3 separate regions of the Homo sapiens genome follow, and all the other regions are linked to region 1. Evidence: chromatin contacts called from ENCODE Hi-C or POLR2A ChIA-PET data. All regions are on one chromosome and are shown on one strand. Each heading gives the region's core, a stretch centred on a gene start or an enhancer-like site at or near the end of the contact. The rest is flanking DNA. Distances are from core to core; before and after follow the strand shown. Region 1 overlaps TRIT1 (tRNA isopentenyltransferase 1). Region 2 overlaps LOC105378669 (a long non-coding RNA gene). Region 3 has its middle 9.9 kb from the start of HPCAL4.

What was found. Hi-C counts contacts between places; a loop is a spot of excess contacts on that map. ChIA-PET counts read pairs that join two places held with the same protein, here RNA polymerase II (POLR2A). Pooled maps may share reads with other maps.
Region 2: a loop to region 1 is called in a pooled map, with 1.9 times the contacts of the local background. The contact joins two enhancer-like sites. A Hi-C loop is called at or near these places in 1 of 50 pooled maps. POLR2A ChIA-PET finds 5 or more read pairs at or near these places in 2 of 52 experiments (AG04450 and MCF 10A).
Region 3: a pooled map shows a loop between it and region 1 (2.2-fold over the local background). The contact joins two enhancer-like sites. A Hi-C loop is called at or near these places in 1 of 50 pooled maps. POLR2A ChIA-PET finds 5 or more read pairs at or near these places in 2 of 52 experiments (PC-9 and activated CD4-positive, alpha-beta T cell).

Annotation. Positions count from the first base shown.
Region 1 is chr1:39,843,068-39,847,051 of GRCh38, forward strand. It overlaps TRIT1 (tRNA isopentenyltransferase 1), which reads right to left. Exons shown (of 11, transcript NM_017646.6): 9 at 1,464-1,573; 10 at 1,034-1,151. Among named protein-coding and RNA genes, the nearest start is that of LINC02811, 28 kb to the left of the region's middle. RefSeq lists enhancers at 2,914-2,963, 3,434-3,523. Within about 2 kb of position 2,709, at least 20 of the 41 ENCODE cell types and tissues checked have a DNase peak (open chromatin) inside an H3K27ac peak, as active enhancers do.
Region 2 is chr1:40,012,716-40,016,699 of GRCh38, forward strand. LOC105378669 (a long non-coding RNA gene) reads right to left here. Exons shown (of 3, transcript XR_001738013.3): 3 at 1,190-2,354. Among named protein-coding and RNA genes, the nearest start is that of CAP1, 26 kb to the right of the region's middle. RefSeq lists a silencer at 2,710-2,759. Within about 2 kb of position 1,661, at least 6 of the 41 ENCODE cell types and tissues checked have a DNase peak (open chromatin) inside an H3K27ac peak, as active enhancers do.
Region 3 is chr1:39,699,360-39,703,343 of GRCh38, forward strand. No RefSeq gene overlaps it. Among named protein-coding and RNA genes, the nearest start is that of HPCAL4, 9.9 kb to the left of the region's middle. RefSeq lists an enhancer at 1,457-2,109. Within about 2 kb of position 1,837, at least 7 of the 41 ENCODE cell types and tissues checked have a DNase peak (open chromatin) inside an H3K27ac peak, as active enhancers do.

The DNA of each region.
Region 1 (3,984 bases), core at 1,459-3,958:
TCTCTTTCTCTTCCCCTTTCATCATTATAAACCAATGACAATCGAGGCTTCTTCTGCTGGTTGGGCAATCACAGCCGTCCCCAGTCTCTGACAATGGAGTTCATTTTGCCAGTTACCAGTTAATAGACCTAATCATCCTATTGGTTGCTTTGGGGAGAAAAATCTACTTCTCTGAGAATCCCATGCAAAACAGTACTCTGAACAGAAGGATCCCAGCTGCTGAGTAAACGACAAGCCCCACTGTGCCTGAAAGCAGCAAACCTTACACCTATTTCTAAATACCATGTAAACTCAAGGCTTGGGGAAGAAGTCCTGGGCTTTGACTGGATGACTACAGAAATCTGAAAATCCAATGATGTGTGTGCAGTGTGACTCTGTGGCAGAGGCAGATCCAGGCTCTAATGCAGGGATAGAGCCTTAGGGTGGGGCTGGCCCTGAGGTGGTGGGGAACTAACCTTCTTTATACATGTGTGACAGGCTTACTTTCACACAGTTTCTCTTAACTTCTTTTTATCACAGTTTTAGCAACTACCACTATGCCAACAATTACCTCAAAAGTTACTGAAGAGATACCACTTTTAAAAACCACACTCAGGAGTAGTAACTCTACTTCCTGCCCCCTCCCAGCTATGCTTCTGCTTCTTCCAGTCTCCTGGATGAGCTGCCTGGCTTCCCTTACACCCTTACTTCCTGATCCCACCCCCACTGAATTATAAACATGAAAGGCCAAGAAACTCCTCCAAGCCAGGACCACAAAGTCAAAGGAGCTCTAGAAAGTTAACTGCAGATCTCTTAGTATAAAATATTAATTCCAGCTGAAGATGGAGAGCATCTGATCTTCCTCTGAATCTCAGAATACAGAGACAAATTCCCAGAAGCCTCCAAGGAATTTGAGCACAGGCTCTTAGAGGAATCTAGCTGTCCCTTTACAAATAAATAGACTCCAGGTTCAATCTGCCAAAGACTCTAAATTTCATGAAGTCAATGTGAACCCACCCTTATAGATTTCTTCATGCCCCTCCCCATACTCTACCTGCCCATTCGCGATCCCCAATGATGATTCGATCACAGAGGTCACACAGGTGATAACTTCTCTTGTTCTCAGCTTCATTGTATGGCATCTTTATTGGAGTGGCTGTAGGCTTGTGGCCCTAAAAGAACAAGGGTGGAAGGGAGTATTCAATTCAAAGAGATCTGGATATAATTCTCTATTAAGGGAAATGGGATTTTCCTAAAATTCCTTTTTCTCAACCCAGAGAGCAGATGGGCTGTATACAGATTTTAGCAACAACCTTTCTGAATGTAAAAGTAGAAAAGCAGTCTCCAGGTATTAAAAAGCAGCCAGCCCTTCTGCTTTATTCTATGGAAAAGAAGGCCTGGTTCTTCAATATAGCAACAAAGGTGTCAGCTAATGAAAGTGCTCTGAAAACCAGAAAATAGAATGTATCATGATTCATAATTACCTGGATGAAACTTTGCACGATTTCAAGAGCAGGTTCAAGAACAGACTCTTCCCACTTCGAGACATCAGATACCTCTAAGCCATAGACAGGGGGGACAATGGGACCAGGTCCTAATGATGACAAAGAAAGGTTGTGAGAGGTCAGCCTCAAACCCAATCTATTCTGCAGCCAGGACTCTGAAATCCTCCAGGGAAATACACAGAGCCAAAGGAGTAAACATTCTGACCATGCTGTTAATTCTAACTAAACATGAACCACAATCCAAGAAAGACCTAGAGGTTTAACTGCTCTGCAGCTAGTAAGACTAGCTACATAATCTGGATACATGGGTGCAGGATCTTCCAGATCAGCCAGAAAACCAGAATAGAGTTAACAGCTCAAGTGACCATTGTGTGAGCTACAACACAAAGACAGCACATCGTAAGAAGAAATAAACTAACAGCTTTAAGTAAGTGCCTATTCTAAGTTCCATATCATCTTACAATGATGGCGATCTGTGGCAAGAGAATTCACAGCTTTCTTTAGGAGCAGATACTAGTCTCGGGTTTGCATATATTCCCTCAGCGGCCTGGGACTCATGAAATGCTCTGAAAGCATGGGCTGGGAACAGAATCATATCAACCAATAAGCCGCAGAATCTGCGAACCAGAAAGAAGTCTTAGAATTGATGTAGTTGAGCAACTTCTTTTAAAAACCTGATCTAGAGGGTATTCAAGAAACACTCCCTGGCAGACACTTTTGAATGAAGATGAGACTGAAGGTAGCAAAGAGTGCAGCTACAGGTATTTCACCCACCTGAGCCAACCATGTTGCAAGAGTTTAGTCTCTGTGGTTAGCTTCCCTGCCTATATACACACTAAACTGCCTTCCACAACTAGGTTAAGTCAGTTGCCTAAAGGCAAAGGAGCATCGCCCATGGGCAAAAACATCAAAGGCCTTCGGATGCCAACGACTGGCAGGTGCTGGCCTTTTGATTGTGCCAACCCCAAATAAGATTCTTCATAAACTGGACTGGGCTGCACCTGCTACCACAGGAAAGGTGAGACTAGGAGGGTGCAGGCAGCATCCACAGCACACCTGGCCTTGGCTAAGCTCTGCACCTGTTTCCAGGCCACTCTACATTTTCCTTTCTCCTCTAAGCCCTTTGTTGGGCTTCTGTGCCCTGTCTAAGCACCTTTCAACAAGTTCTCGGCTCCCAGCTGCTATTTCTGGCTTGGGTCCAAGGCCATGCTGGGGTGGGGAAGTCCCCCTGGCTTCCTGCCAGAACCATATCCCAGCAGACCAGCCCTGGCCAATCACGCACAGCTCCTGATTTACAGGGCAGCTGTGCCTTTCACTCCAGCACCAGGACGATGCCGGCATACACACGAATGAGGAACAGGCATATGACACACTGTGCCATCAACTCCTCCTACCACAGAGATGGAGGAATTATTGTGGTTTTACTACAGGAAGAAGTTCTAAATTATTACCCAAAAGTCTTCTGTTAAAGGCTTATTGTCAGACATGGGGATAAGAGAAGCTGCATTAGAAATTTGTAATACAGCACTGAGCTTCAACTTCAGATGACACTAAGACTTCTATCTACCAGGACATGCAGAGAAAACAGGATAAGTAGAGGAAAGCACAACAAGCCTCTTCACACCAGAACTCCACTGGAGAGCTCAGGCAGAGAGTGGGAGCTGGGAGAAAGAATGTTAGCAGTTTAGTGGTCAACAGCAGGGATCAAGGTATGTATTTTCAGAGGCACCGAGTGGGGCAGAGGCTTCAGCTGGCCCTGTCTGTAATTGAGAGCAGAAGTCTACCAGCAAAAGGTAAACACAAGATGATTCAGAAGCATATTTAAAACATGTCCACAAGATAAAACTGAAGTTTCACTTATGCTTAAATTAATCTCCTTTAGCTCATAACCACATAGTTTTTACCCATGGTCCAATACTAATGCTGTCTTGCTAAAGTTACAGCTAAAGGAAGTAAGAGTAGTATAAAGGAGTGTGGACTCTGTGTCAGGCCTGCATTCAGTTATCTACTGCCGACTAGCTGGGTGATTTTTGGCAAGTTATTTAACTTCACTAGGCCTTCATTTTCTTATCTGTAAAAATAAAAGAATAACACCTACCTTGAAGACTCAATAATATATGTATAACACCAAATTTAGTGCCAAAGACACAGTACAGGGCCAAATCAATGAGAATTTCCTTTCTTTTCCCTCAAAAATGCTGTTCAACTAAAGTTTCATTTGAAGCAATCTGAAGCACCATGTGGAGACGCTGGGAGAAATGGTGAAGGTGTCTTTTTATACAACTCATCTGGCCCCCCAAAAACACTGTAATTAGGAAATCTTCCCTACAGAAATCTGACTGCTCTTCAGGTACAAAACTGAAGCTAAAAATCAGCCCTGAACACCAACTCTCCAAAAAAGATGCTGCTGTTCTTCTTAGCTGTTTGCAGCCAGTATCCATCTGTTCAAGGCAGAAGGCAGACTCCTCAATGCAAATAATTTTTTTTTTTTTTGTGACAT
Region 2 (3,984 bases), core at 411-2,910, 170 kb after region 1:
AAGAATGTTCATAGCAGGTTGGGTGCAGTGGCTCACCCCTGTAATTCTAGCACTTTAGGAGGCAGAGGTATGCAGATAACATAGGCCCAGGAGTTCAAACCAGCCTGGCCAACATGGCGAAACCCTGTCTCTACTAAAACTACAAAAATTAGCCAGGCGTGCTGGTGCAAGCCTTTAATCTCAGTTACTCAGGAGGCTGAGGCATGAGAATCACATGAGCCTGGGAGGTGGAGGTTACAGTGAGCCAAGATTGCACCACTGCACTCCAGCCTGGGCAGCAAAGCAAGACTCTGTCTCAAAGAAAATTAAAAATTACGTTAAAAAAAGTTCATAGCAGCATTATTCATAAAACAACCCAAATGTCTATCAACTGATAAATGGATAAACAAAATGTGGTATATTCACAAATAAAATATTATACAGCCAAAAAGAGAGTACTGATATATGCTGCACCATGGACGAACCTTGAAGACATTATGCTTAGTGAAAGAAGCCAAACATGAAAGGCCACCTTTTAATGATTCCACTTGTATGAAATGTACAGAGTAGGCTAACTCATAGAGACAGAAAGTAGATCAGTGCTTGTGGGGTGAGAGGAACAGGGAATGACTGCTAATGGGTATGGAGCTTCTTTTTGGGGTAATGAAAAATTTCTGGAATTTGATAGTGGTGATATTTGCACAACCTTGTAAATATACTAAAAACCACTGAATTGTACGCTGAAAAGGGTGAATTTTATAGTATGTGAGTTATATTTCAATTAAAAAACCCAGAAATGATAGCAAACTGATTTCTATATTTATAGACCTTGGGCAACAAGCGTTTTGGTAACACCACCCAGCTTTGCATTTTCCACCAAAATGTTAAGCAAAAGAATTACTCAGAGGACAAGGAGAAAAAGCTGGCTATAAATTTTGAAACATAATTTTTAAAAATCTATATTGCATACAATGCTGATTATAAATATGCAATGTAAAGCTCTGCAAAATGCAAACAGTATCTAAATGTAAAATGTAGAAAGTTGCAGTTTCCTATAACCCTATTGTAGGGATTAATGTAATGCTAGCAGTTTAACAGATCAATCCTAACATCTCAAATGCCTAATAAGATAAGATTTTATCTTTTACCAGTGAAATCTAAAACAGAATTTTGCCCCTATCAACATGAAAGAATCAAAAGGATCAGCACCCATTTTTAAAGAGTTTATTCAGGCTGGGCACAGTGGCTCACACCAGTAATTCCAGCACTTTGGCAGACCAAGAAGGAGAATTGCTTAAAGCCAGGAGTTCAAGACTAGACTGGGCATCAAAGTGAGACTCTGTTTCTATTAAAAAAATTTTTTTAAGGCGTTTATTCCGTGAAAATGGGGTCAGTGAAATGGGGTCCGTGCTCTGATGTCAAAAGTTAAGGTCTTGTTTATAAAGGAAGAAAACAAAGAAATTTAACAGGATTATTTCTTATACAAAGCTGGTTTATGAATTAAAACAATTCAATTAGTTAATTTGTTTTCTTTTCCTTGTGGCTTGGTTTCATTTATTTTCTAATTTAAAAGAGTATATAATGTAACAGTCATGAAGGCTTTGTGTGAGAGAGGTAGGAAGGAAGTTAATCTGCAATGAAGATCAGCAGTGAAGTGGGACTAAAGGGAAGTACCCTTTAGTCATTTACAACATTTTACAAAATTATGTAGATAAGGAAGGAGGCTAATCTATAATCAGAGAAAAAATGTTTACAGTTTCCTAGGTTACAGCTGCCTGTCACATGACTCAAGTCTCATAAACACATTTCTTTAAAGCTCAAAATAATTTAATGTTCCAACAGCTTAGATTTTTTTCTTTTTTTTTTTTTTTTTGAGGCAGAGTCTTGCTCTCTTGCCCAGGCTAGCATGCAGTGGTGCAGTCTTGGCTCACTGCAACTTCCGCCTCCTGGGCTTAAGTGTTTCTCGTGCCCTAGCCTCCCAAGTAGCTGGGGCCACAGGCGTATGCCACCATGCCCGGCTAATTTTTTGTATTTTTAGTAGCGACGGGGTTTCACCCTGTTGGCCAGGCTGGTCTCGAACTCCTGACCTCAAATGATCCACCTGCCTTGGTTTCCCAAAGTGCTGGGGTTACAGGCGTGAGCCACTGCACCTGGCCCAATAGCTTAGATTTTGAATTACTTATTTTCACACCACTGATCAGTAAATTGCTCTTCTCCAAGCAATGATTCAGAGACCCAAGGTCATTCTATCTTCTGTCTTCATCTTGAACACACGACATTCAGAGTTGCCACAGAAGGAGAAAGAGCATGGAGAACTGTCCACGATTCCATTGGCCAGATCTCAGGCACACGGCCATAGTTATCTGCAAGAGAGACTGAGAAATGTAAGCTGATGAGTGGCCAGGCGGAAGAGGAAACAGATTTGTTGAACTTTTGGCCAGTCTCTGCCACACATTTCTCACCAACAACTCTGTCAATAGTTTATAGCAAAGTCCTCCACCTTTTTTTGGTATGCATATACTAATATATAATAACATTTTTAGGGAATCATGCTATGTATATTGGATACTATGGACTGGGTAGGCTGATTCAGATATGACCTGCGCTTATTTAGTCATCATCCATATACATTCAGAATTTAGAGTATACTGATTCAAACCTTGGTAACCTCAAGCGGGCATTACACATTGTTATTCAGATGTTTCTCATACTGACTCAGATGCTACTCAGCACGCTCTTACATGTAAGCCTGTGGGGATGGCCAGTCCCAAGTCCGAAGAATTGAGGAGGGTTTCATAGCTCTGCTGAGGTTTATCTCCCTATGAAGTTGCTTTCTTTACTCCTTCAAAAAAAATTCGTATTATCTGGCTTTTTATATTATATGTTGTTTTAATTTTAACCTCAGATGTGGTTAATTGTTCTCTGCATTTCATGGCACATTACTGTCATTGGTCCATGCAATTCTTCTTCCACTTCTCCCCCTGTCTCATATATGTGTATATATGAGAATTGGGCTATGGAATGAAGGGAATATATATATATACACACACACACATGCACATACAGAAAATAACTGAAACCAAGCCATGAGGAAAAGAAAACAAATTAATTGTTTTAATTCACAAACCAGCTTTGTATGAAAAATAAACCTGTTAAATTTCTTATGTGTATGTGTGTATATATGTACACACACACACGCGTGCACACGTGCACGCACAAACACACACACATATTCCCTTTCATTCCATAGCCCACTTCCTTTCTCTCCCGATAGACAACCACTATAATGTGTTTAATATGTATCTTGGTATTTGTGTCTTGCAAAACATATTTTACGTGCAAATATTTTAAATTTAATATTTAATAAATATTTAAATTTAATAAATAAAGTGACTTGTGTTTATTATGTATTCTGTTATCACTTTTTAAAATCAGCACTGTTTTTAAGTTCAAGATCTATCCATGTTGTTAAGTGTACATCTAATTCATTGGTTCCAATTGCTGTATAGTACTTCATGGTGTACCTTCAACACATTTTATAGATTTATTCTCTAAGTGATGAAAATCCAAATTGTTTCCACAATTATTGCTCCTCCAAAACACAAATGATGCTTCAATGAAGATTCTAGTTCTTTTCTTTCTTTCTTTCTTTCTTTTTTTTTTAGATGGAATTTTGCTCTTTTCTGCCCAGGCTGGAGTGCAATGGCATGATCTTGGCTCACTGCAACCTCTGCCTCCTGGGTTCAAGTGATTCTCCTGTCTTAGCCTCCCGAATAGCTGGGATTACATGTGCATGCCACCAAGCCTGGCTAATTTTGTACTTTTAGTAGAGATGGGGTTTCACCATGTTGGCCAGGCTCGTCTCAAACTCCTGACCTCAGGTCATCCATCTGCCTCAGCCTCCCAAAGTGCTGGGATTACAGGATTCTAGTTCATGAACTTTTATGGACTTGGGTAGGAATTTCATTGAGATACTGACTCGGAAGCCGATTTGCTTGATCATTA
Region 3 (3,984 bases), core at 587-3,086, 140 kb before region 1:
GGGGGACTCCTAAGAATTAGCTCATTAAGTTTTGGGGTATCATCAGGAAAGGAAGTCTTTTTCAGGTTGTATCTCAGCTGACCCACACAATGCATCAGTCTGCCTCTGTACTGCAATGGCAAGGGTGGGATGAGGTGGGAAGAAGCACTGAAGAGAGAAGGTGTGGTGGAAATGCCAGTTGGAGCGGGTAAGGACTGGGCCCTTAAGTGGTCAGTTCCTGAGATTTATGGAAGGTAGATCCTATAACCTGGTGGTGACCGGTGGAACTTTTTGCAATGATGGAAGAATTTGGTACTCAACCTATCTAGTATGGTAGTTACTAGTCACATGGGGCTATTGAGCATTTGAAGTGTAACTAGAGCAAATGAGAAACTAAGTTTAATTTTTTTTTTTTTTTGAGACAGAGTCTCACTTTGTCACCCAGGCTGGAGTGCAGTGGCACAATCTCGGCTCACTGCAACCTCTGCCTCCTGGGTTCAAGCAATTCTCCTGCCTCAGCCTCCTGAGTAGCTGGGACTACAGGCGCGTGCCACCACACCTGGCTAATTTTTTGTCTTTTTAGTAGAGACAGGGTTTTACCATGTTAGCCAGGATGGTCTTTATCTCCTGACCTTACGATCTGCCCATCTCGGCCTCCCAAAGTGCTGGGATTACAGGTGTGAGCCACCGTGCCCAGCCTAAGTTTAATTTTTAAATTAATTTTAATTTAAATAATCCATGTAGGTTGTGGTTATTAGATTGGACAGCACAGCTATAGATCCTGAAACTGGGGGTGAAGAGGCCAGACGAAATTGGGAGCTGAATGTTTTTTAAAACTCCTGCAGAGAAACATGGCATACTGCCCGCTAGAGATCTACAGAAAAATGTAGTTATGTTTCAAGGGACCATCAATACCTAAAAGAATGGCTTAGGATTGAGTATCTCACCAGCAGGGCCTATAGAAACCTCACTGCCAGCTGAGTGTATAGACAGTGAATTGGATTCGTGACGGCAAGGCTAAAATTCAACTGCCATACCAATTGTTAAAATATTGAAACATTTCCATATCAGCTTGCAAATAGCCACTTCCCCAAGTGCTTCCTGCCACCCCAGCCACTCTGCCCCCACCCCTAGAGCACCCAGGACTTTTGAAGTACCTAATGGAGTCCCTGCTGTCCCCTACCTCTGACCTGGCACAGCAGGGAGCTTTCAGGACCCTGCTCAGGGATTGGCAGGTGACTGTTCACCTGGGTTGGTGCCTGTGCCATTCTGGCTATTAAGTATTTAGAAAATCACCCCTGCTCTTGGGTACGAAAGCAACTGATGTGTGGTTATTCATGCAGGGGAATAGACATTATGGCCCACAGAAAACGGCCTGCCCCAACTCACCATTGGCATTCACATGAGAAATCCTTTTCTTCCTTTCTTCCTCCTCCTAAAACCCACTGCAGAGAAGCAATCACAAGGAAGGTGGTAGGTGTGGAAATGCTCCCTCCCTGCCCACAGCCACCAGAGCTGTAAGTCTGCCCCTCGTAGAATAGGGGCTGGGAGAGAGCTTTGGGTCAAAGGTGAAATTGAAAATTTAACTAATTTGGAAGAATTTCAGTAAACTAAAAGTGATTGAACTTGTGGGCTCTGGATTAAGGTGTTAGGTTTTTTAAAGGGAAGGCAAGGGTTAAAGAAAGACATACAGAGAGAGAGGGCAGCTCTACAGCAACACAGGTATATTGCAAAAACCTGTGGAGGTAGGGGGATCAGCTTAATGTCAGAGCCCACCGCTGCTTACAGGCTGGGGTAATTATAAGCATGTGGGGGAGGGGTCTGGGCAGTATGGCTTGCTGCCCAGGAAGATGTTGATTACGTGTTCCCATGCTGAGGCGGTTTTGGCCCTTGTTCTGGCGGAATGTGGTGTTCCTTGCACTTTCTCCCAGCAGAATATGATAAGAGGCAGGCTGTTTCTCACAGTCCGTACCCCATGGAATGTTTCACTTCGACCAAGGTCTGCGAGATGGCGGGGGAGGGGGCAGCGGGGGCTTACAAAATGGTGCGGTTTGGACTAACAGTGGAGAGGGGTGGGAGAGCGACAAGAATCGGCACTCTTGATCCAGGTGCTGGCTTCCTTACTGATCTCCTTCTGTCTGCCATCGCCAGTCCCTGGCACAGAGCCCCCTCCTTCATCCTGGCCCTGAGATGCTCAGCCACTCAGACCAGTGCTTGCCCCATTGTTTGGCCACCTGCACACACACACACACACACACACACACACACACACACACACACACACCTGCAGCCTCAGTCTGTACTTGCGGAAATGCCTGGCTCAAGCTGGGCCAATCAGATGTTGTCTCCTGGGAGTGTGGAATTTTGAATGGAGAAGAAAGAAATCTCATTATCATCACAGTGGAATCACATGCTCTGGGCAGTGTTCTAGGAAGAAAGCTCTATGATCCCTTGCTGTGGGATGTTCTAGGCCTGCCCTTCTGTGACAATTTCTTGGCTGTTCAACCCTTTCTGGGAGCCCCTGAGACACCCCCATGAACCTTCTAACATGTCATGCCAGCTCTCCCTCTCCAACTTCCCGCCATTTTTTCCCTTAAGTTAGGCGGAGCTGGTTTCTATGGCTCGCAGCCAAACACCTCTCAACTAATAAGGGCCATGCAAGATCAGAGATAGGAGGTGCGGTGAGAGGCAGCTGCCAGCAGAGGGGACTGTGGCCTCACTTTGAAGGGGCCTTTGAGTGGCCATAGAGGCCTTTGAAGGGAAGGTGGGTGAGGGAGCCAGGCAGTGAGGAGAAGGCTCTTCCTTGTGGTGTTTTATCCCAGCAAGGGCAGGGAGGGCACACAAGGAGATAATGAGATGGAAAGTCAGGGACTTTAATCCTATCACAGCTGCATCACCCACTTCACTCATGCTGTGACTTTGGGCAAGTCACTCCTCCCTCTAAGTTTGCTGACTTCGAAAACTGGGTTAAGACTAGAACCTCCCTTACAAGATCGTCGTGAGGATTAAATGTGATAATGTATCATCTTAAGTGCTTGGGACATTGTCTGGCACATACACTGTTATATATTTTTGCTGTTATTATTCTCATTTCACAAAGCACAGAACCAAAGGGCCAGAAATAGAGCCCCAGGAGAGCATATAGACATGCTTCAGACCATGGGGGGACTCTTTCTGGTACCCTGAGATTTGCAGTTCTAAAGCTAGATAGGGAGGATAGCTGGGTATCTTCCTGGGAGAGTCTGTGGGGATGAAAAGTTCCAGAGACCAGAACATGGGGATAGCCCAGAAAATGGAATCCATTCCTGATGACCAGGTGGTGGGAGTAGGGCCAGGTCATGGCTGGGAATGTGATGCATCCTGGTGAGGGCATCCACATCTCAGCATTTGTGGTCTCCAGAGATGCCCAGTTTGCTACTAGGACCTGTGATGGGCTGATTGACTCACAGGTGCTGGGGGCCAGACAGGGATCCTTAGGTGCATGTATTAGAAGCCAAGGGGACATTAAGAGATTATACCCAGCCAGGGGAATCCAGTCTTCTTGCCCTACCTTTTGGGTGCTCAAGCCCATGAGTACAGTAGGGGTTCATGTGTTGTGGACCTGGGAGATTAGAATAGCAGTTAAGATCATGGACCAAGGATGCACAGAGAGGAGGCTCCATACTCACCAGCCATGTGACTTCAGGCAGGTCACTAAATCTCTTTGAGTTTCTATTTCATCTTTAAAACTAGTTCAATTATAGTACTTTCTGTATGTGGCTATGAGGGTTATTGTAGGATTTGAGGATTTTTTGGGGGGATGGGGTTATTGTAATGATTTTAAAGCATTATCTATGCAAAGCAGTTAATATCTGGCATACTAACATTCAGTAAATGTTAGCTGCCACACTTACCATCATCAGGCCTGTCCAACTGCGGTTAGGACATGTGCACATTTTCAAGATGGAAAACTGGTCAGCAGGGGCAGCCAGGGTGGGGCTAGCCTTTCAGATCTTGGCCCCTTTC